Regions from separate parts of the Homo sapiens genome. Here region 1 is linked to region 2. The links are chromatin loops, found by intact Hi-C in ENCODE. Cell type or tissue: heart left ventricle. All regions are shown on one strand. Links, peaks and the distances in the headings refer to the core of each region. The heading gives the core; the rest is flanking DNA. Region 1 overlaps LIPG (lipase G, endothelial type). Region 2 overlaps LOC105372112 (a long non-coding RNA gene).

Region 1 (11,415 bases), core at 2,347-10,346, 130 kb before region 2:
GGAAAGATGACTAAGGAAGGCTATTCTTTTTTTATTGAGACAGGGTCTTGCTCTGTCACCCAGGCTGGAGTACAGTGGCATGATCACAGCTCATTGCAGCCTCGACCTCCCTGGGCTCAGATGATCTTCCTACCTCAGCCTCCTGAGTAGCTTGGATTACAGGAATGTGCCACTATGCCTGGCTAATTTTTGTAGAGATGAGGTTTCACCATGTTGCCCAGGCTGGTCTCTATCTCCTGAGCTCAAGTGATCTGCCTGCCTCGGCCTCCCAGTGCTGGGTTTGCAGGCATGAGCCACTGTGCCCAGTCAGGATGGCTATTCTTATGATAAAGGCTAAGATATTTATTCTTCTTTCCCGCTTTGGAATTCATATACCTGAGAACTCTATGATTCACCCTCTCACTACTAATTTTAGAAAACAAGCTGTCCTTTTCCATTCCCTCAAAAACAATAGGAGTCCAAGTAATAAATGAACACTAGGAAGTCATAGCATCATATGTAACATGTTTAGCATCCTCCCTCCTGACATGGATGCTGTTCACATGTTCACTGATAAGGAGCCTGAGATTCAGAGAGGTTCAGTGGTGTGTTCACATAGCTGAGACTAGAATCCAGGTCTCCTAACTCTCAGTCTTGCCCCCTTTCTGCCAATACAGTGTCTCTCTTGTATTTCTAGATCAAGGCAAAGAGGACACTTTGATAGTTCTCCCCACACTTGTGTGTCCATGATTGTGTGTGTGTGTGTGTGTGTGTGTGTGTGTGTGTATGTTGTGGGTGGATAATATGTAAATGCAAGAACTGTGATGTACTCAACTCAGGGTCCAGAGGGTGCTGCAGTGTGGTGTTTCTCAAAGTGCATCTATGGCTTGTCAGGTTAGGGAGAGAAGGCAGCACTCGGGACCTTGTCCATTTATTCTGAAAGGAATACATGTAAAATAGTCCCATAGGGGTGTCAGAAAGCTTGGCCTTAAGGTCAAAAGAGCACACCCTGAATACAGGTTTGCGCGTTTGCTGGTGTGTGAGCTAACAAATGCCACTCTCACACGGTTTCTTTCAGTCCCACTGTGGAGCTTCCCTGAGGGTGCCCGGGCAAGTCTTGCCAGCAAGGCAGCAAGACTTCCTGCTATCCAAGCCCATGGAGGAAAGTTACTGCTGAGGACCCACCCAATGGAAGGATTCTTCTCAGCCTTGACCCTGGAGCACTGGGAACAACTGGTCTCCTGTGATGGCTGGGACTCCTCGCGGGAGGGGACTGCGCTGCTATAGCTCTTGCTGCCTCTCTTGAATAGCTCTAACTCCAAACCTCTGTCCACACCTCCAGAGCACCAAGTCCAGATTTGTGTGTAAGCAGCTGGGTGCCTGGGGCCTCTCGTGCACACTGGATTGGTTTCTCAGTTGCTGGGCGAGCCTGTACTCTGCCTGACGAGGAACGCTGGCTCCGAAGAGGCCCTGTGTAGAAGGCTGTCAGCTGCTCAGCCTGCTTTGAGCCTCAGTGAGAAGTCCTTCCGACAGGAGCTGACTCATGTCAGGATGGCAGGCCTGGTATCTTGCTCGGGCCCTAGCTGTTGGGGTTCTCATGGGTTGCACTGACCATACTGCTTACGTCTTAGCCATTCCGTCCTGCTCCCCAGCTCACTCTCTGAAGCACACATCATTGGCTTTCCTATTTTTCTGTTCATTTTTTAATTGAGCAAATGTCTATTGAACACTTAAAATTAATTAGAATGTGGTAATGGACATATTACTGAGCCTCTCCATTTGGAACCCAGTGGAGTTGGGATTTCTAGACCCTCTTTCTGTTTGGATGGTGTATGTGTATATGCATGGGGAAAGGCACCTGGGGCCTGGGGGAGGCTATAGGATATAAGCATTAGGGACCCTGAGGCTTTAAGTGGTTTCTATTTCTTCTTAGTTATTATGTGCCACCTTCTTAGTTATTATGTGCCACCTCCCCTATGAGTGACGTGTTTGATCACTAGCAGAATAGCAAGCAGAGTATCATTCATGCTGGGGCCAGAATGATGGCCGGTTGCCAGATATAACTGCTTTGGAGCAAATCTCTTCTGTTTAGAGAGATAGAAGTTATGACATATGTAATACACATCTGTGTACACAGAAACCGGCACCTGCCAGACAGAGCTGGTTCTAAGATTTAATACAGTGCTTTTTTTCCTCTTTGAAATATTTTACTTTAATACCAGTGCCTTTTCTTGTTGAACTTCTTGGAAAAGCCACCAATTCTAGATCTTGATTTGAATTAATACACACAATATCTGAGACACTTACACTTTTCAAAAGATTTGTGTATGCATTGCCTAATTAGAGTAGGGGGAGAAGGGCAACTATTATTATCCCTATTTTACAAAACTGAGGCTTAGTGAGGTTCAGCCACATGCCTAGACTTATATACTAGTTAGTGGTGCAGCCAGGGAGAGGACTCAGATTTCCTGGAGGCAAAGTCTATCTCTGAAACTCCATGAAGACTTTTGCAGCCAGTTCCCACCAATATGCCCCAGACGTGAGACAAACAAGGACTTTTTTTTTTATATAGAGCCATCCATAAAATCCTAAGCCCTTTTATTAATGTATAACCAGGAGAACATCTGTGCCAACGGTTGGACTTTTTATGGCTGAGATTCGGGAGGAAGTGTGACACCAAGCAGGAGAGGAAGAATGATTTTCTTTGTACTTAGGTTTTCTAAGGACATTGTTTTAATCTGTATCGTGCCAAAGTTGTATCACTGTTAAACTTCTGAAGACATAACCAGTTGAGTCTTATTTCAAGATATGTTCTCAAGCCAATTGTGTGCTTCTCTTGTTTCTGTGATTGCTTTCTAGCCAAAGCGAAGCTTGTACAGGTTGAGTATCCCTTATCCAAAATGCTTGGAACCAGAAGTGTTTCAAATTTTAGATTATTTTCAGATTTTGGAATGTTTGCATATACATAATGAGATATTTTGGGAATAGGACCCGAGCCTAAACACAAAATTCATTGATGTGTCAGTTACACCTTATCCACATAGCCTGAGGGTAATTTTATACGATATTTTAAATAGTTGTGTACATGAAGCATGGTTTGTGGTAACTTATGTGAGGGGTTTTCCCATTTTTTGTCTTGTTGGTGCTCAAAAAGTTTTGGATTTTGGAGCATTTCGGATTTTGGATTTTTGGATTAGGGTTGCTCAACCCATATTATTGGCTGTACATCCTGGTCACTTCTGACTTCTGTTTTTACTAATGGAAGCTTTGCAAATTGAATTCTCAGTGAGTTGTATATTTATACACCTGGCTTGAAGCCTTAATTGTATATAATGATGCTTTTTAAAAAATGCTATTTGGAAGACTATTTATTTCTCGTGTATATAATGTATATAAAAAAATATGGTTAGTGTTTACCTAAGGTTAACCAATTTCAAGATTAAAATTTTTAAATAGTAAAATAATAAAAAATTATAAAGTTCTTAATGGTCTGACAACTCAATTTTTTTTTTTTTTTTTTTTTTTTTTGAGACAGAGCCTCTCTCTGTCACCCAGGCTGGAGTGCAGTGGCAATCTTGGCTCACTACAACCTCTGCCTCCTGGGCTCAGGTGGTCCTCCCACCTCAGCCTTCTGAGTAGCTGGGATTACAGAGATGCGTCACCATGTCTGGCTAATTTTTGTATTTTTAGTAGAGATGGGGTTTCGCCATGTTGGCCAGGCTGGTCAGGCTGGGTTCGAACTCCTGGCCTCAAGTGATCCGCCTGCCTCAGCCTCTGAAAGTTCTGAGATTATAGGTGTGAGCCACCGTGCCTGGCCAATTCTTAAAGTTTGAAAGAATATAGCTGCCCCAACCTAGAGTCTGACAAAAAGTTACTCTAATATAAGGCATATTCTTTATTTGACACTCATCGTTAGCAGAAGTGGACAGCAATTCACTAAAGAACCAGAACAAGAACATCATTTCACTGAAGACGAGAAGAAAAATTATTTCAATTGTAGCAGCTTGAAGGCCTGAAGGTGGATGTTAGGAAGAACAGGGAGCATGGCTGGACACTGGGGAGCATTAGTGAGATTATTAGGTTTGGTTGAATTGGAACTAGATATCAGTGACTTAGACCAGAGGGAAGCTGATTTCTCTATTGGTTAAAGTCCCAGCTGGTAGTAAGGTTCTATTCTACAGGCCAAGAGGGCTGCAGGTTCTTAGTTTTTCACTGTGCCATTCATGGGGTATTCCTCGCATCCCCACAGCCCAGGGGTCCCCTACCAGCCAATGGAAAGCCAGAAAAGGGAAGGGATGAACAGTCTCCTCTTAAAGACATGACTGAGAAGTTGCTTACATTCTATTGGCCAGAAATAAATCCATGGTCACATGACAGGCTGGGAAATACAGTCTTTATTTAGGGTGCCCATGGGCCCTGCTGAAGATCCAATTACTATTTATTTAAAATTGACATATAATAATTGTACATATTTGTGGGGAAAATAGTGATGTTTCGATACATACAAGGTATAGTGATCATGTTGGAATAATTAGCATACCCATCCTTTCAAACATGTATCATTTCTTTGTGTTGGGAACATTCAATATCCTCCTTCTAGTTACTTGAAACCATATTTTATTAACTCTAGTTTTACCCTTCAGTGGTATAGGACACTAGAATTTATTCCTCCTGTCTAGCTGTAATCTTGTTTGTTTCGTTTGGTGTTTTTTGTTTTTTTGTTTTTTTTTGAGATGGAGTCTTGCTCTGTAGCCCAGGCTGGAGTGCAGGGGCATGATCTTGGCCCACTGCAACCTCCGCCTCCTGGGTTCAAGTGATTCTCCTGCCTCAGCCTCCCAAGTAGCTGGGATTACAGGCATGCACCACCACACCCAGCTAATTTTTGTATTTTTAGTAGAGACAAGGTTTCACCATGTTGGCCAGGCTGGTCTTGAACTCCTGACCTCAAGTGATCCACCTACCTCAGCCTTCCAAACTGTCGGGATTACCGGTGTGAGCCACCGGGCCCAGCCACTAGCTGTAATTTTGTATCTTTTAACAATTCCGTCCCTATTTCCCCTTTCCCCCTACCAATTACTATTTATTAAAAGGGAAATTGGATCTTGCCATCCGTTTATCAGGAATTAGTTTTTTCTCTGCTAAAGCCAGCGAGATAGACCAGAGTACCCTTTAAATGATTAAATCCTGTAGTCAATTTTTAGTAATCTTAAATTGATCTATGACTATGAAGTATAATGCATTACATCAGTTTGACTTTATTTCTGGTCTTAAGTGTGAAAACATTTCTAAATGACAAGGAAGCTCTTTATAAAGGGCTTTAGTGATGGTGGAAACTCCACTGTCCATCTCTACCAGGACATTCTGAAACCAGGCTTGATAATGGCTGTAGGGAGTTGGGTTAGACAATAAGAGATAAGTTCTTAACTTGGTTCAGATGTCAGAGGAAAGCAGAAAATGGTGTCTCTGGCATAGTAAAGAAAATTGTTGAAATTTCCCAAAGGAAGAGTCATAGCCTGGATGACTGCAAGTGCCTTCTTTGGCTTGGGGGTTCAGTTACTAGTTAGAGTCAGGGGAACTTCCACAGGACTTCCTTTGACTCTCCAAACAAGCTGAAGCCCCAGACCCCTTGGAAGGATGGATACAAAGTAGGTACTAGAACAGTCTTTGTCATCAAATATGGTATTTCTCAGGTGTCACCTCTGTGTTCAGAGCTACCCTGAGCCCTCTGCCATGTAAGCTCTCTGATGGCACAGATTTTTATCTGGCTTGTTTTCTGCCGTTATCTTAGAAGCTAGAATAGTGTCTGGAACATCATGGGTATTCAATGAATATTTAAATAAATAGATGAAATTAGATATAAGAAACTAGGTGCTTAAACAGGCAGGAGGTAATCTGGGAAAAGAGCAGTTAGTTTGGAATCAGAATTCTTGGTGTGTCATCCAGCATTATGTGAGTTTTAGGCTAAATACAGCCTTTCTGAGTCTCTATCTGCTCATTTAAGAAACAGAGACAATACTGCTCAGGGTTGTTGTGAATGTTAAAGGTACATGGTAAAAAAGAAAGTATTTGTGTTTTGTAAACATTTGAATTGATAAGAGGACAGTGTGAGACAAAAATAAAATCCTGGGTGGGCACGGTGGCTCACCCCTGTAATCTCAGCACTTTGGGAGGCTGAGATGGGAGGATCACGAGGTCAGGAGTGCGAGACCAGCCTGGCCAATATGGTGAAACCACGTCTCTGCTAAAAATACAAAAATTAGCTGGGCGTGGTGGCACGTGCCTGTAGTCCCAGCTACGCCGGAGGCTGAGGCAGAAGAATCGCTCGAACCTGGGAGATGGAGTTTGCAGTGAGCTGAGATCACGCCACTGCACTCCAGCCTAGGCAACTGAGTGAGACTCCATCTCAAAATAAAATAAAATAGAATAGAATAAAATAAAATCCTTTCCACATATATGCGGAAATTTTATGTATGATAAAAGGGGCCTATTAGTCTTTGGGAAAGGAATGGATGGATGATGAGAAAGTAGGCTCATTTGACAAAGAGAAACAAAATTAGATTCCTATTTTAACACGCAACAAAGATGAATTCCAAAATACCTATTGGGTACTATGCTTATTACCTGAGTGACGAAATAATCTGTACAGCAAACTCCTGTGACACACCATTTAACTACATAACAAACCTGCATACGTACCCCTGAAACTAAAGTAGAAGTTAAAACCATCAACCCCCCCAAAACAAAAATGAATTCCATCTGAATAAAAGGTATAAATGTGAAAGTCATCATGCTAATAGATATTATGAAATATAAATTCAAAACCTGTATAAAAACTGAAAAAATGTAAAACGTCACAATTAGAATAAGAAAATTTAAATAGAACAATGAATATTAAATAAACTAAAATGCTAATAAAATGTACTCCTTAGGGCCAGGTGCGGTGGCTCACACCTGTAATCCCAGCACTTTGGGAGGCCGAGGTGGGTGGATCACCTGAGGTCAGGAGTTTGAGACCAGCCTGGCCAATGTGGTGAAACCCTGTCTCTACTAAAAATACAAAAAGTTAGCCAGGTGTGATGGTGGGCACCTGTAATCCCAGCTACTTGGGAGGCTGAGGTAGGAAAATCACTTGAACCCAGAAGGCAGAAGTTGCAGTGAGCCTAGATCACGGCACTACACTCCAGCCTGGGCAACAAGAGCAAATCTCTATCTCAAAAAAAAAAAAAAAAAAAAAAAGGCCACAGAAATGTCCATCCAGCAGGTGGACAATTACCCTTTTGTCAGCCGTTCCTCTGTTGCTGACCATTAGATCCACATTTCTTTTCTGTCCGCCCTGGTCCCCTGGTGCCCCCTTTCCTGGCCCCTGTGACATATTGTCATGTAGCTCCAAGTATTTCCCCCCCTCATATCCCTCAAGTGCTCCATTTTCCAAATGCATTTGACTTCCTACTCTCTTAGCCCCAGCTCTCTGGTATTCTGTGTAGCTGACTTCCACAAGGGATCTGTTGGGAGCTTGTAACTGAACTGAAGTCATGCACATTGTCAATGGCTAGTAGACCTTTACCTGGTCCAGAGTTGTCTGCATTGTTTAAAGAAGACGTTTGTTAATCCAAATTAATCTTTGATTTGCATGGAGGCAGTAGGTCAAATCAAAAGGAAATTTTCCTCTCCCTAGCAAGCAAACTCAGAAACAAACAAACAAACGAAAACCAAGAAACAAAAGGAAAGGTTCCTGTTGGGATAGAGAAACAGTGGAGCAGGGCAGCCACCTTACACATAGGCTAGATCTGCTTGGGAATCTTTCTTCTAATCGAGGCCCCTAAAATATTCCTGATTTTCACAGTTGATTTCATTTCTTCCCTCCTGAACTTACAGAGCCTTTCAGTAAACACCAGTATTTGTCCCTCCCCGTGTATGCCCAGTGGTTTCCATGGCAGCAACGGTTGCCATAGAGAGGTGAAGAGAGGTGTCGGTGCCCTCTTTTGTAACTGTGGGTTATCTATAGATTGGGGGTGGCCTCTCCTAAAAAAGACTAATATGTAAATAAAAGGAATAAGAATCAAACAAATATAAATCAGGGCTCAAGTCATTTGTTTTCCTAAACCTTTGTGGTTATCCATACCATTTAACCTTGACTTTCCTTAAATCATACCGGTGCGTGTGTGTGTGCAGAGGGAAAGGGCTGCAAGAAGACTCTGGAAGCTAGGACAGGTCTCAGCAGGTGAGGGCTCAGGCCCAGAGGCCAGCTGGGGCAGCAGGGAGCAGAGTTATCTGGGCCATTTGCTAATTATCTCAGCCCAGACGAGTCTGCACGCTATGTGGTTTAATACCTTCACCAGAGGCAAATGGTTTTGGACTCACAAGAATTGCTCATGGCCAGAGGCAATGGACAGATGCCATATGAGAAAGGGCTGAGGCCAGGAACAGAGGCAGGGTTATCTCACTGGAATGGAGAAGCTAAAATGACATTATCTTTACTTCTGCCCTGGTTATTATCCCAAGGCAACTTCAGTGGGCTTGTTTTGAAGTCAAAGCCTCAACTATTTATTGTGAGGGAGATAATTCATTTTCATTTTCCTGCCAGAGATGTCAGTCTTACTATTCATCCTGTATCCTCTATTAGATACACAGAGCTTCTTCCTTCTGCTTAGGCTGCCCCAAATTCCATATAGGATTCTTTTTGAAGAATATATATCATCCAAAAAGAGGTCCTAGGAAATGTGGCTTCACAACCCTGGGGTTTGTTTCCCTGGCTGCTGTCTCTCTCTCTCTCTTTTTTAATTTTTTTTGGAGACACGGTATCACTGTGTGGCCCAGGCTGGAGTGTGGTGGCGCCATCACTGCTCACTGCAGCCTCGACCTCCTGGGCTCAAGCAGTCCTCCCACTTCAGCCTCCCAAATAGCTGGGACTACAGGTGTACTCCACTATGCCTGGCTACATTTTGAATTTTTTGTAGAGATGGGGTTTTGCCATGTTGCTCAGGTTGGTCTCAAACTCCTGGGCTCAAGCAATCCACCCAACTTGGCCTCCCAAAGTGCTGGGATTAGAGGCATGAGCCATCAGGCCTGGCCATGCTGCCTCTCTCTCCTTCAAGGTAGACTTCCTCTTTCCTTCCCCTTCTCCCTGCTTCTTTCTCCTTCTCCTCTCCTTCTCCTCTTCTCCTTCTTCTTCTCACAGCTTTTTATTGACTTATAACAGGCACACAATAAACTGCACACAGGTAAATCATATAATTTGACATTTTGGTACAGGAAATCATCATGAAACTGAAAGCATTACCACATCGAGATTGTGAACATACCACCACCAGAAGTTTTCTTGTGCCCCTTTGTAATTCTTCCCACTGCCCTCTCCCCAGGTTGTCCCTGATCTGCTTTTTGTCCTTGTAGATTAGTTGCATTTTCTAGAATTTTGTATAAGTGGAGTGTATCTACAGTATGTTCTCTTTTGTGTCTGCCTTCTTGTACTCAGCATAATTATTTTGAGATTCATCCACGTCTTTGCATGGATCAGTCATCTGTTCCATTTTATTGCTAAGCAGTATTCCACTGTATAGATAAATAACATTTTGTTTATCCGTTTACTTGTTGATGAACTTTAAGTTGTTTCCAGTTTTGAGTTATTAGAGTAATGCTACTATGAACATTTGCATATGAATCCTTGTATGGACATGAACTTTCATTTCTTTTGGGAGTAGGATAGCTGGATCATATGGAATGTATATGTTTAACTTTTAAATAAACTGCCAAACTGTTTTCCAAAGTGGTTGTACCATATTACATTGCCACCAACAATGTATGAGAATTCCAGTTGTCCTATATTCTCTCCAACATTTGATATCGTCGGTCTTTTCAATTTTAGTCATGCTAACAGATATATCATGGTACCTCATTGTGTTTTAACTTGCATTTACCTAATGACTAATGATGCTGAGCATATTTTAATGTATTTATTTGCCATTGACATATTTTCTTTGGTGAAGTATCAGTTCAAATCTTTTGTCCATTTTGAGGGAGGTTGTTTGCTTTCTTATTGAGTGTTGGACATTCTTTATGTAATGGATATAAGTTCTGGACTTAAGTTCTTTATCAGACATATGCTTTGGAAATGCTTTCTCCCCGTTCGTTATTTGTCATTTCATTCTCACATTAGTGTCTTTTAAAGAGTGGAAGTTTTACATTTTGATGAAATATAATTTATCCATTTGTCCTTTTAGAGATTTTGCTTTTAGTATCATCTGTAAGAAGTTCACAAAGACAAACACCTGGTTGGTGGGGAGGGGCTAGGGGAGGTGGGTCACACTAACCAGGTGTTTGTCCTGAGAACTCACCCCAATAAACTTCTGCATGCAATCTCCATCTCAGACAGTGTTCCTGGGGAATCCAACCTGACAGATGATTATTTCCTAATCAGTTTGCAAATAATGCAAGGACTTAAAAGATTGTAACTATCAATCTTCAGGCAGCCCGGGAGGCTCAGGTATGAGAGATGGGAAAAACAGAGAAGCAGTTTGTCAGTGGCCCCAGATGGTGTAGAGTCCAAGTCACTTGCCTTAGTCCAAGGGGCTTTCCCTCTCACACCTCACATCACTGAGGGAATCCAGCTGACAGTGGGAGGGGGAGAAAGTACCTGGCAGGCTTCCGCCTTCTCAGTGTGGCAGGGACCTGGATGACACAATGAGGAGAGAGCGGGAAAGAAGGAGACTTTTTGTATAGGGCCAAGGGAAGCTGAACAGAGGCTCACCCACTGGGAATAGGGGATCACAGCATTGGAGGGGAGCCCTGATGAGGAAGGTAGACAAGACGACTTTGTAGCTTTTCTTAATTCCTGTTCAATGGGGGCAGAGGTGGGAGATGAGAAGTCAGAGGAAATTGTACCAGAGGTACGATCAAATTGAACGTTATGGTATTCAAACATTTTTATTCACCTGTGGATGTTGATGAAACCAAGTGAACAGAACCAAGGGGTGGGCGAACAAGATCTAACAGATGTGTTTCCTAATTACTCCTTTGCCACAGACATTAACCAACATTGCGTCTTCCATCTTGACATAAATCTTGTCCTATTCTGTCCCAAGGGTATGTGCCCCCCCCTTTTTAAGTTAGAATAGTGCCTTCAAAAAAGACTTGGGCTGGCCAAGCGTGGTGGCTCATGACTACCCTCCCAGCTACTTGGGAGGCTGAGGCAGAAGGATAGCATGAGCCCAGCAGTTCAAGACCAGCCTGAGCAACATAGCAAGACCCTGTCTCTAAAAAAGTTTTAAAACAAGCAGTCTTGGGCTTCCTCATGTCAGTGAGCTTCACTTTATAGAGCAGAGATACTTATATATATTTTTTGTAAATTTAATTGTAAAATAATGATGAATACATTAATTGTATTATAAAGTCCTTTCACCTATGTTCCCTCATTTCACCTTTACAATAATCTATGTGGTA
Region 2 (11,415 bases), core at 1,943-9,942:
GCTGACCTTCAGTTCTGTGGTGTGGGATGAGCTGTCATCAGGTGTTCTCGGATCCCAATGTTAGGTAAAGGTGGGTCCAATGGGGTTTTTAGACTTTCTACGGCAAATTTCATTTGGTGTCCAAACACCTCTGGGAAATAGGATTATCCCTTTTTGAGACAAGAAGGATCTCAAAGGGCACATAATTTGACGAAAGCAATTTGACTGAAGAACTCCCAGGTCCTCATTTTTATTCTGACACACCATCAGTGGCTAGGCTATGGGAAGAACTTGTTTATTTCTGCATTTAGTTATTTGAGACAAGAGCTATCATTGTTCTACTCTTGACTTTTTGTTTTTGTTTTTTATGTACTGCCAGTTTTCCTAAAGGATTTAAGGGAAGCTTTCACACATTAAAAAAGAAGGTCTGGGAAACACAACAGAGGAGCGAGAACTTGAAATGTGGCTCTACCCTCTCTCACAGCCGTGGCTCAAAGGCAGCCCCCGGGGGTTGCCCCGTCTTGCGGTCACTCTAGGCTTCGTGAGGGCACAGCACAGTGTGGGATGCAGGAGAAGGGCGGGCTGGCAGTGACCACATTTTTGTTTATAAGGAGAGATGGGAAAATTGCCCAGAAGTGGAGAGGTTCTTCCTTTTCCTTAGTAATTTGCAAAGAGAAACTCTGAGCCTTTTCGAGAGTGAGATGTTATCAGAAGGGAGGCGTCAGCGGACAATTGAGCATTGTTCTTTATCGGTGATTTCTCCGTCTGACTCACCTCCTCCCACATTCTCAGTCAACAGTAGTTGTCACCCTGTCAAAGTTGTGGCACCCCAGGACCACCTCTCAGTGCCATTTGCACTCTGATCTCAGTGGCTTCTATTTGTATTGACCTGATGCTCATCTAGGAACCATGATGTGGCATTTTCTTGTTTGATTCTCATCTTAACGGGAGGGAACATCAGAAAGGTGAAAGTGATGATGAGACCTAGCTCCGAGATGGAACCCTTGATTTACCCAGGATTCTGCAATTCTATTTTAAAAGAATACCAAAAGTTGCCTCACCTATATGAAATGTCATGTGTCAGGAAAGAGTGTTTCACAAAAGTTAGGCTACATGCGAAAATTCCAGCATTTTCTGTGCTTAGAACCCAGGTCAGGAAACACTGGTCAGGAGCTCTTCCTGCCCGGCCAGTGTCAGGAAGAGTCTCGGGGTTTGGTTCCATTTCCAGCTCCTTGCTGGCAGGGCCAGGTCTGATTTGCTGCTGTCCCCAATGCCAGGTACAGGCAGGTGTCTTCACAAGCATGCGACCTGTGCCGTGGTGGGCCGCACAAGCAGAAAACCCTGTGCTTGGTTTAATGCTCTGCTGTCACCAGCTTGGAATCCTGAATAATTTTATCTGTAAAATTTTTTTTTACTGTGGTAAAATGTATATAACATAAAATTTACCATTTTAATCATGTTTAAGTGTACAGTTCAGTGGCACCGAGGGACATTCACAATGTTCCACAGCCATCACTGCCATGCATCTCCAGAACTTTTTCATCACCCCAAACAGAAATGCTGTACTTATCAACCAAAAACTCCCCCATCCCCCCTTTCCCCGACCCCTGGTAACTTCTATTTTACCTCTATCTCTGCAACTTTGACTACTCTAGGAGCCTCATATAAGCAGAATCGTACAGTATTAGCCTTTGTGTCTGGCTCATTTCACTTAGCATAATGTCCTTAAGGTTCATCCATGGTGGTGCATGAATCAGAATTTATCATTCTTTTTTGTTTTTTGTTTGTTTGTTTTTTTGAGACGGAGTCTCGCTCTGTAGCCCAAGCTGGAGTGCAGTGGCACGACCTCAGCTCACTGCAAGCTCCGCCTCCCAGGTTCATGCCATTCTCCTGCCTCAGCCTCCTGAGTAGCTGGAACTACAGGCACCCACCACCAAGCCCGGCTAATTTTTTGTGTTTTTAGTAAAGACAGGGTTTCGGGTTTCGCTGTGCTAGCCAGGATGGTCTCAATCTCCTGACCTCGTGGTCCTCCCGCCTCGGCCTCCCAAAGTGCTGGGATTACAGGCGTGAGCCACCGCACCCAGCCTTATTCTTTTTTAATGCTGAATAGCATTCCATCATATGGATAGACTACAGTTAATCTATCCATTCATCTGTCAATAGACATTCAGGTTCCTTCCACCTTGTGGCTATTGTGAATAATGCTGCTATAAACATTGGTGTACAAGTTGCTATTTTTAATTATTTAAAAAAGATTATTTTAAAAATTAGTAGATAAAAACCATTAAAACCCAAGGCTGATGGGAAGAAAATGGCAAAAAAAAAAAAAAAAAAAAAAAAAAAAGGATATTGAATGGTAACATACAGGGAATATCTGTTTCTTCCTTATTCATTTATGTCAACCTTTTCATCCATAACCAGTTATCAGATACCTCATAGATTTAATAATAGCTTTAGGGGTGGAAGGAGAGGAATAAACACCCACTGAATATACCTAGTAAGAACATTTAAAAATAATTAAAGAACATTTAAAAATAATTTGAAAATATTTAAAAAGTATATCTTGGAGCAGGGGTAAGAGGGTTCATTCTACCTTCTCACTTAGCCCACCTTTCCTGGCTCAGTCTCCATCCCCAGGGGTTGGGAATTTGTGACCTGGTACAAGTTCCTGGGGGCCTGACGGGCTGAGTGCCCCCAGGAAGTTTCCAAGGGCCCTGGAAGGTTTATAGGCAAGACACCTTGGGGTCATTTCCTCCCCTCTACCATCTGGCCCCATTTGCTGTACTGAAGTGAATTCCAGTAAGATTAACACCCTTGATAAGGGAAGAGAGATGAAGAGGGAAGAGCTCTTTGACTTGGTCCTGGGAAATACACTTCTGTCTCTTGCCACCCTGGAGGGCCAGCAATAGCTGAGCTGCCAGGGAGTGGGGGTCGGGCTGTAAAGTGAGACTTCCTTCAGTCCCCCACCTCCACTTCCTTATATTAGGAATTTTAACAAAAGGAGGAACATGAAACCAGATAGTAATAATCTATCAGCCTTTCATGTTGTCCTGGGAAATCTGCTTGAGAAGCCACACACAGAGGGTGAGTCACAGGGGTCCAGCCTTGCATTGGCTGGGAGGATCTCCTGATCCCTTGGAAGAAAGCTAGTCCTGCTCCTATTGGAGGGGAGCAGACCCAAAGGCCGCAGCGATTGCCTGGCTCGGTGACGCTGGAACGCATTTCTACCACCGGGGCCTCCCAGCTTCTGCTCAGCTCCTGGCAGGCAGTGTGTGTGGCTTCTCGAAACTGTCTGTGAAGTTTGGAAGAAAGTCCTGACTAGGTTAGGAAAATAAGAAAGACAGTCCATGGCACAGCCAACAAAATCTGTGTATGAGTGTCTGCCCCGTAAAGACAGGCCACGAAGTCTGCACCTGGTTCAAATTATCCGACGCATCCCTCCCAGGGGTGGCAATTCTGATGTGACTGAAAAAGTGTGAAGGCTTCTTAATCCTGCAGAAAAATCACACTTTCCATAGTAACAGCTCATTCCTGGTTTGGATCTTAAGACTTGGGCCTGGCAGGCAGGTCAGTGCTCTGAAATCCTAGAAGGGAAGATTTACCAACTCTCCCATGGTAACTGTCTGGAAACTGACTGGCCACAGTGAGCATGGGCTCCTATCTTCTGGGTCAGGCCTCAGCCAACTCTTTTGCTCCCCTCCATCTCTGTGGGCCACCTCTCTCTGTTTCCCATGGACACGTCTTTTCCATTTTCTGGAAGCATATTTGAGAAAAAGAATCAAGAAATTATCGCTTTTTTTTTTTTTTGAGATGGAGTCTCACTCTTTTTGCCCAGGCTGGAGTGCAGTGGCGCAATCTCAGCTCACTGCAACCTCTGCCTCCGAGGTTCAAGCAATTCTCCTGCCTCAGCCTCCCGAGTAGCTAGGATTATAAGCAAGTACTACCATGCCCGGCTATTTTTTTGTATTTTTTAGTAGAGACAGGGTTTCACCATGTTGGCCAGCAGGCTGGTCTCAAACTCCTGACTTCAAGTGATCCTCCTGCCTGGGCCTCCCAAAGTGCTGGGATTACAGGTGTGAGCCACCAAGCCCAGCCGAGAAGTTTTCTCTAGCTCTGCGTGCAATGCATTCTGGGCAATATAGATCTGTTATAAGGACTTGGTGAAAGGGGGTCGGGTAGGGAGACACAATGTCCTAAAATGTAGGAGCTGGAACAATAAGAGCTGGCATTTAAAAAAAAAAAGTTTTCATAAACACCAGCCTTGGTGCCTCATTTCATTTACTCCTTACCACAAATGACTGGAGGTAGTTTCCTGATTTTATAGGTGAAGGCCGGTTAAGTAACTTGTCCCTGTCCACTTGTGTTGTAAGTGGCAGCACTGACATTCGACTCAACCCCATCTCAGCCCAGGGCCCATGTTCTATCACTAAGCTACCCACAAAAGGACTTTGGAGAGCACCTTGCTTAGAGCTCTCATTTATCCAATGCAGTGGAGGCTCCGGGGTCCCAAGGGACTCCCTCAAAGTCATGTAATTAGCTAATGAAAAAGTTGGGATGAGAAGCCAGATGCCCTGTCTCCTGCGCCAGGGTAACATGGTTGAAAGAGCTTGTGACTGTGCCCTTAGAGTCGGGGTGACCTCAGGCAAGCTGATGATCACTGAGCTGCCAAGTCGCCATCCGTAGAACCAGCATGGAAGAGACCTACCTCGTAGTTTGCAGTGAGGGTTAGATGCAAGAGTCGACGCAAAGCTCCCAGTGTTGAACCTGGTGCTTGTTGGAGATTTAACACAGTTACTATTATTTACTCTGGCAATGGTACCATCCTATTTCACTCACACAGTTTCTCCTTGTTTGCTAAGATAATAACTAAGTCTGTTTCCTCGGCTGGACAGGGGCGGAACTGGGCACAGGGCAGGCCCCTGCCGACCCTTACAGATCAGCAGAAAGAACCTCTTACTTGGCCCATGGTTTGGAGTAATAATCAAAATCCGTGCTTGGGATCCAAGAACTGGGCTGAGCCCTGGGCTGGAGCCGACCTACCATGAGGGAGATGACAATACAGTGACCAATGTCCCAGTTTACACAGGACTGAGGGGTTTCCCGGGACGTGGGCCTTTCGGTCCTCAAACCAGAACATTTCTGGAAATGGCTGGCCACATGACAGCAGCAAGTCGGGGCCAGGGTGAATACCCTTGGGCCTCGGTAGTGCGAGGAGTGGCTTCCAGAAGAGAGTTTGGGGCATCCCAGTGGCAGTGTCTGGGGCCACCCTGGAGAGTTATTTCCTGGTAAAGGTGAAGGGCTTTGGAGCAATGAAGGAATTCCTGGGAAAAGAAGCCCATGGGCCTTAAACTCCTGTGGGGCAGGGAAGCCAGGCCGCTCTTGGGCCCCTAGAGCACTGAGTTCTGATATTGAGGGTCCCAGGATTGGGGTGCTGCAGAGACTTGGGTGAACAATGTCATGAAGAGGGGGAGGCCAAATGGCCTCCACTGGGCCTTTGGTGGCAACATTCTCCTCTCAGCATAGATTCTGGGAAAGGTGAGGCTTTCTGGCGCCCCCTAGGGCCCAAAGGCTGGAGCAAGCCCGATGGGGAAAAGGCACTGCAGTTGCTCTGGGCCTTGGATGAGACTTCCTCTCATGGGCCTCCATTCCCCTATCTGTGAGACGCCTAAATTACTCAGGGACACATCTAGCTGAGACAGTGGGTGAGGCAAAGCAAAGACATTGATACTACTTTCTCTCTTTTTTTCTTTTTCTTCTTTTTTTTTTGAGATGGAGTCTTGCTTTGTCACCCAGGCTGGAGTGCAGTGGCTTGATCTCGGCTCACTGCAACCTCTGCCTCCTGGGTTGAAGCAATTCTCCTGCCTTAGCCTCCAGAGTAGCTGGGACTACAGGTGTGTGCCACCACACCTGGCTAATTTTTAGATGAGGTTTCACCGTGTTAGCCAGGATGGTCTCTATCTCCTGAGCTTGTGATCCACCTGCCTTGGCCTCCCAAAGTGCTGGGATTATAGGCATGAACCAACACACCCAGCTCACTTTCTCTTTAAACTCCGTAAGAACTGCCCCATTTCATTAAAAAAAAAAAAAAAAAAAAAAAAAAAGCCAGGTACAGTGGCTCATTCCCATAATCCTAGCTCCTAGCACTTTGGGAGGCCAGGGTGGGCAGATCACCTGAGGTCGGGAGTTCAAGACCATCCTGGCCAACATGGCGAAGCCCCGTCTCTACTAAAAATACAAAACTTAGCCAGGCATGGTGGTGCGTGTCTGTAATCCCAGCTACTTGGGAGGCTGAGGCAGGAGAATGGCTTGAATCTGGGAGGCAGAGATTGCAGTGAGCTGAGATCGTGCCACGGCCCTCCAGCCTGGATGACAGAGTGAAACTCCATCTCAAGAAAAAAAAGGGAGCAAATGGCTCATGATCATGGCCCAAGATCATGAAATCTTTGTCAGTCTGTGCAATTCAGGAACGCAGGGCAGAAAATAGTCTTGATCTGTCCTCTCTCGCCCTCAATGAGCACAATTTCCAGCTGCTTCCCTAGTGGTTTGGCAAAATAGAGCAGTCAGAAGTTTAGGAGTCCAGCTTTCAGTCTTGGCTGTGCCTGTTCCTGTTCCCAAGTGTCCTTTTCACATGTCTGAGCCTATGTCCCCATCTGTGAAGGGTGGGGGCGTGGGGCATTCCTATTTTGATTCTGTCAGAGGGTGTTGCAAGAAGCAAATATGAAAGGGCTTTGAAAAAGATAAAGTTCCACTCATACTTAAAGGATTATTGTTTACTTAATTCCTTGAAAGAAAATCACAGTGGGAACTTCCTCAGGCCCTGGAGGGTTGAGTTTTCTGGGGATAATTTCAATTTATCTGATGGGGGTTCTACACATGCCTGGCTGGTGGGGGACCCACATCTGGGAGACATACTCGCTCAGCTGCATCTCACTGTTATGTGAACGGGCCAAGTGTGGCCTCAGTGGCTTGGCCTAACATGTTCCTGTCTTGTTCATTTATTCACAGCAGGCTAGGACCATTAGCCCAAAGCCAGCCAGTGCTAAACTCAAATTCTTACATATCCAATTGCTTGGAATATCATCCAAATAAACATACAGATGGTCCCTGACTTACAATGGTTCAGTTAAAAATGTTTCAGCTCTACAATGGTGTAAAAGCACTGTGCATTCGGTACGCTCTCTGACCTTCCATGGGGTTAGACATTTTCAGCTTATGATGGGCTTGTCAGGAGGCAGCCCCATCGTAAGTTGGGGAGCATCTGTATTTCTGGCCATTTAGAGCCTACCTATTTTGCATATTCCAACATCTGCTGACCATGGATAAGACAAACCCTGTGGCTGTGAAGGACTCCACATCGCTGCTGCCCTTCAGAGCTCTTGGACCCAGGGACTCCCCACCTTGTGGAGGGACATCACCCGGACAACTCCCCTTTCTTCCCCAGGAGCTCCCCAACCCTAGCCCTACTCCCCTTCTGGGTGGTGGTCTTGCCTGCCAGCTGCAGAAGGCCCCTTGCCGGGAGGGACACACCGTCTCCTTCCACACTGTCCAAGTGCCACCGAATATAGCTTGTTGCATGTTGCTGCCTCCCATGGTCTGGTGTCTTCCTGGATCAAACCTGACATTCTCAAACTTATTGCACTCCCTCTGTCTGCTCCTTAGTCAAAAAAATCTCAGACAATTTTCCAGTGGCTCAGTGTAGGTGCTGTGTAAATAAAGCCTCCTTCACCTGGAAATTCTCCTGCGTGAGGCTGTGCTCCTCAGGGCCCGAGGCCTTTGGGATGGGCAGTGACTCCTGGAATCCAGAGGGACAGAAACCCAAATGCAAATGCCCAGGCTCCAGGCTCAGGTGACATCTGTGGTCAGACACCTGCGGCTGGAGGTGGGAATGGCCAGAGGAGCTGCTGGGGCAAAGGTAGGAACTAGGGCAGACAGGCCTTCAGGGTGCTGTTGCTGGAAGGGTGGAGCTTGGCAAGTAATCTTTCCAAGAGAGATCACTGGAGAGGGTCCCACAGAGATAAGGAGATCGAAGTCTGGGAAGCTGTGTGAAGTGACTTGCCCTGTTCACATGCTAATTACGGGCAGAGCTGGGGTGCCTGATAATGACTCTTGAACCACAGTCCCCTGCTTAAACTTGCAGGGGGCCCATTTGTACCAGAGAGTGAGTCACATGATTTGCCATGAGCACAGTACTTGCAGACTGGCCATCATCTTTATCTTACAGCTGTAAAATCAGAATATCCCATTCCCCTGGCTGCTGTGATTGGTTCCGGGTGGAAAGTATTTCAGCAGAGCTGGTGATAATCAATGCCACTTTTCCTGTACTTACTGAGAGTAAGGCACATGGTCTTTCTAGCTATGCACAAACCTGGACAGTGAGGGCCTGGACCTGCCATGCAACTCTTGCCCCACATAGAGACAGAGAATAAAGACAGCCCAGAGAATAAACACAGGAGACACAGACTGAATCCTGGTAATATTGTTTGAGCTCACAGATCAAGCTTCACCTGAAGTTCTCCCGGGACTTTTTAGTCATGAGAAATTCTTTTCATATAACGAATTTGAGTCAGATTTTCTCTCTTTGTAGCTTTGGCACTGGGGTGCCAAATCGGCCATCCCCCGGTAGTTATTTTCCACTCCTATTCTTCAGCCATGGTTCTTTTGATCGTCATGGTCATCTAATGCATCTCTTGCCAGATCCCAAAGTTCAGCCTAGTTGAATAAATATTTATTGAATTTCTACTGTATACCAAGCCCTGTGTTATGTTGTGCGAGAGAAAGATTATTAGGACATAGTTCCTGCTTTCAAGGAATTTACAGACTCAGAACATGTTATTAAGTGAACCATAAGACACAGTGATATGTGTACTTATGCAAGTCCATGCAAGGCCCAGAAACATACCTAGGAAGAAGGAATTCAGTCTGGGGAGGTGAGGGAGCTATGAAGGGGAGGGGACACTGGAGCAGGCTTCTGAATGATGAGAGTGAGGCTGGAGGCAAGACACTACTGAGCAATGACTGCTTTCCCCCAGCCTTTGTTGACCTTGCTTAGGTGACTGGCTGTTTGGCTTCCTTCGCCACAGGCTAGTTCTTGCCTGTGCACAGTGGCTCCTGTAGAGAAGCTTGAATCAGTTCCTCAGGGGATGAGCTCAGGGCCATTTGGCCATATAGGCCACCCTGGGTTTTTTAACTTGGAGAAGAGCTGAGTATTCTAAAATGCATATTTTTGGGCTTTGGCATTTGTGTTTATATACCTAAGGATTTCTATATGGAGAATAAGAAAGTATTACGTCTACTTTGTCGGGCTCAGAAAACTGAGATAGGACCAGATATGGGGAGACTTCATTAGACCCTTGATATGACCCTGGCTGAGCTGCTCAGCCTCCCTCCTGCATTCCTGCCCACCCAGCCCTGCAGCCCCTGATGCCTGGGCATTACTAAACTGTTTGCTATTCTTGGAACACATTAACCCTCTCCTCCTCCATGTCTCTGCAATGCTGCTCTCTCTCCCAGGAAGGCCTCCATTTTTTCTTTTTCCTTTTTTTTTTTTAAACAGGATCTTGCTCTGTTGCCTAGGTTGGAGTGCAGTAGTGTTATGATGGCTCACCACAGCCTCGACCTCCCAGGCTCAGGTGATCCTCCTCCCACCTCAGCCTCCCAAGTATCTGGGACTACAGGTGCACACCACCATGCCCAGCTAATTTTTTGTATGTTTTTGTAGAGATGGGGTTTCACCATGTTGCTCAGGCTGGTCTCAAACACCTGAGCTCAAGCGATCCACCCACCTCAGCCTCCCAAAGTGCTGGCATCACAGGCATGAGCCACCACACCCTGCCAGGCCTCCTCCTTGTCACCGTCACCGTGACTTCTTGTTCTCACACTTCACATAGAGGGCTACTTCTTCTGGAACCTTTTGCTCCTTCCTGGGAGACCTATGTATTCCTCCTCTTATGTTCTCACAATCCTTCATACAGTCTGTGGAGGAAAGGGGGAAGAGGGGACCTAATGACAAGAAAGTGTAAAATTGAGAAAATAGGAGGCTCTGCAGGGCCAAGCCCAGGGACACTCTGTCAGACCGAATAGTCCATTCCCCTCCCATCAGTCAACAGTGCTCAGCACTTTGCCCATTGAGGGTTCTGTTTAGAATGACATCATTTGTCCCTAGAGATGCTATCAAGGCCCTTCTGGAAGGGCCTAGCCCAAGTGGACAACCCCTGCTCAACCACCCAAACCACTCATAAGCTACCTGCTACCCCAACATCACAGTCATTATTTGATTGTGTTGTTATTGGCGGCACAGATGTCTCCTCTCTGAATTGTAAGTTCCTTGGGGCTAACTTATAGCTTATAGAGTTATTCAGCAGGCATTCAATAAATAGATGTTGAATGAGTCAGTGAGTTAGTGTGGAGAAGGAATACATTAACCCTTCCCATGGATGGAGAATGGTGATCAAAGAAGAAATTAATAATAACCAAAAACCTGGGCTCTTATCAATGTAACTATGGGCAGGTGCTCTGACCTTTGGAAGCCTTTTCTTTCTGAGGATGAGGATGGTGGGCCCTTGAGCTCAGGCTGCAAAATGTTGACCCTAAGAGCACCGACCTTTCTTACAATGGCAGGTTTTTCCAAGTGCAATCTGCTGCCTCCAGAAATGCTCTCTTAGACTGGTAACTTCCTGTTGGAACCCTGCATGGGGTGGAGAACCAGGTTCCCCTCCCCGCATCCCCTTTGTAACGCAAAGGTTTTTCTTGTCGACTTGCCCACAGTCTCACCACTGGTTAAGATGGAGTTGAACATCCCAACAAGTTCTCTTTCTACAAGACCATGTTGCCCCATCACAATACCTGAAAATCTGCAACCATTTGAAATATGCCAAGAGTACTCCACAGACTCCACTTTGCAGTCACCAGCCAAAATGCCAAGCATAGCTAGAGGAGATAAAGGGATGTCAATCAATCTTGTTGAAGATGTAAAACCAGGAAAGGGACTGGAGGCACTTCATGACACCCATTTTGGGTCAGAAGAAGAAGTGAGAGAGAAACTGGGAAATGGAAATAAAGGAAAGGGAGAGTTTGAAAGAGCTTATTATTAGAAACCAGACGGGTGAACTCTGGGGTCAGTTTCCTTCCCAGTAGCTTTTCTTGAGCCCTTCCCAGTGACAAGGTGTGGTTTTTGGCGAGGAGGCTTTCTTGGCTGTGGCACGAAAAGAAGGGATGCTGGGCTAGCAGTTTTCTGGGTCTTGGGGTTTCAAAGTCGAGAGGGCAGAAGGTTATCCTTTTGAGCTTGTGGTCGTGCACAGCTGACATCTGATGAATTGAAGCATCCAAGAGGCTTACCCTTCACCCCATGGTTGAGCCCAGAGCTATTCTCAAGAATGAGAGGAACCAGAGAAGACTTCAGTGTCAGCTGTCCAGGCCAAAGAGTTAGGAGTTTAGTTT

What was found. Peaks named below come from ENCODE experiments on the same cell type or tissue, not always from the same donor. Only the 100,000 strongest peaks of a DNase experiment are listed, where the experiment ranks them.
Region 1: it touches region 2 in a loop (2.0-fold over the local background); 5 of 110 quality-filtered maps call a loop at or near these places.

The regions. Positions count from the first base shown.
Region 1 is chr18:49,589,444-49,600,858 of GRCh38, forward strand. LIPG (lipase G, endothelial type) reads left to right here. Exons shown (of 10, transcript NM_006033.4): 10 at 1,058-9,742. The coding sequence ends at 1,079. Among named protein-coding and RNA genes, the nearest start is that of LIPG, 33 kb to the left of the region's middle. In heart left ventricle, for the core only: no CTCF peak of the experiment used is centred there; no DNase peak of the experiment used is centred there; H3K27me3 peaks cover 1,036 bases.
Region 2 is chr18:49,723,223-49,734,637 of GRCh38, forward strand. The region is part of intron 3 of LOC105372112 (a long non-coding RNA gene); the gene reads left to right. Among named protein-coding and RNA genes, the nearest start is that of ACAA2, 85 kb to the right of the region's middle. RefSeq lists enhancers at 108-1,307, 2,563-3,308, 3,309-4,052. In heart left ventricle, for the core only: a CTCF peak has its summit at 5,528 (motif pointing left); DNase peaks (open chromatin) are centred at 3,179, 5,529 and 6,636.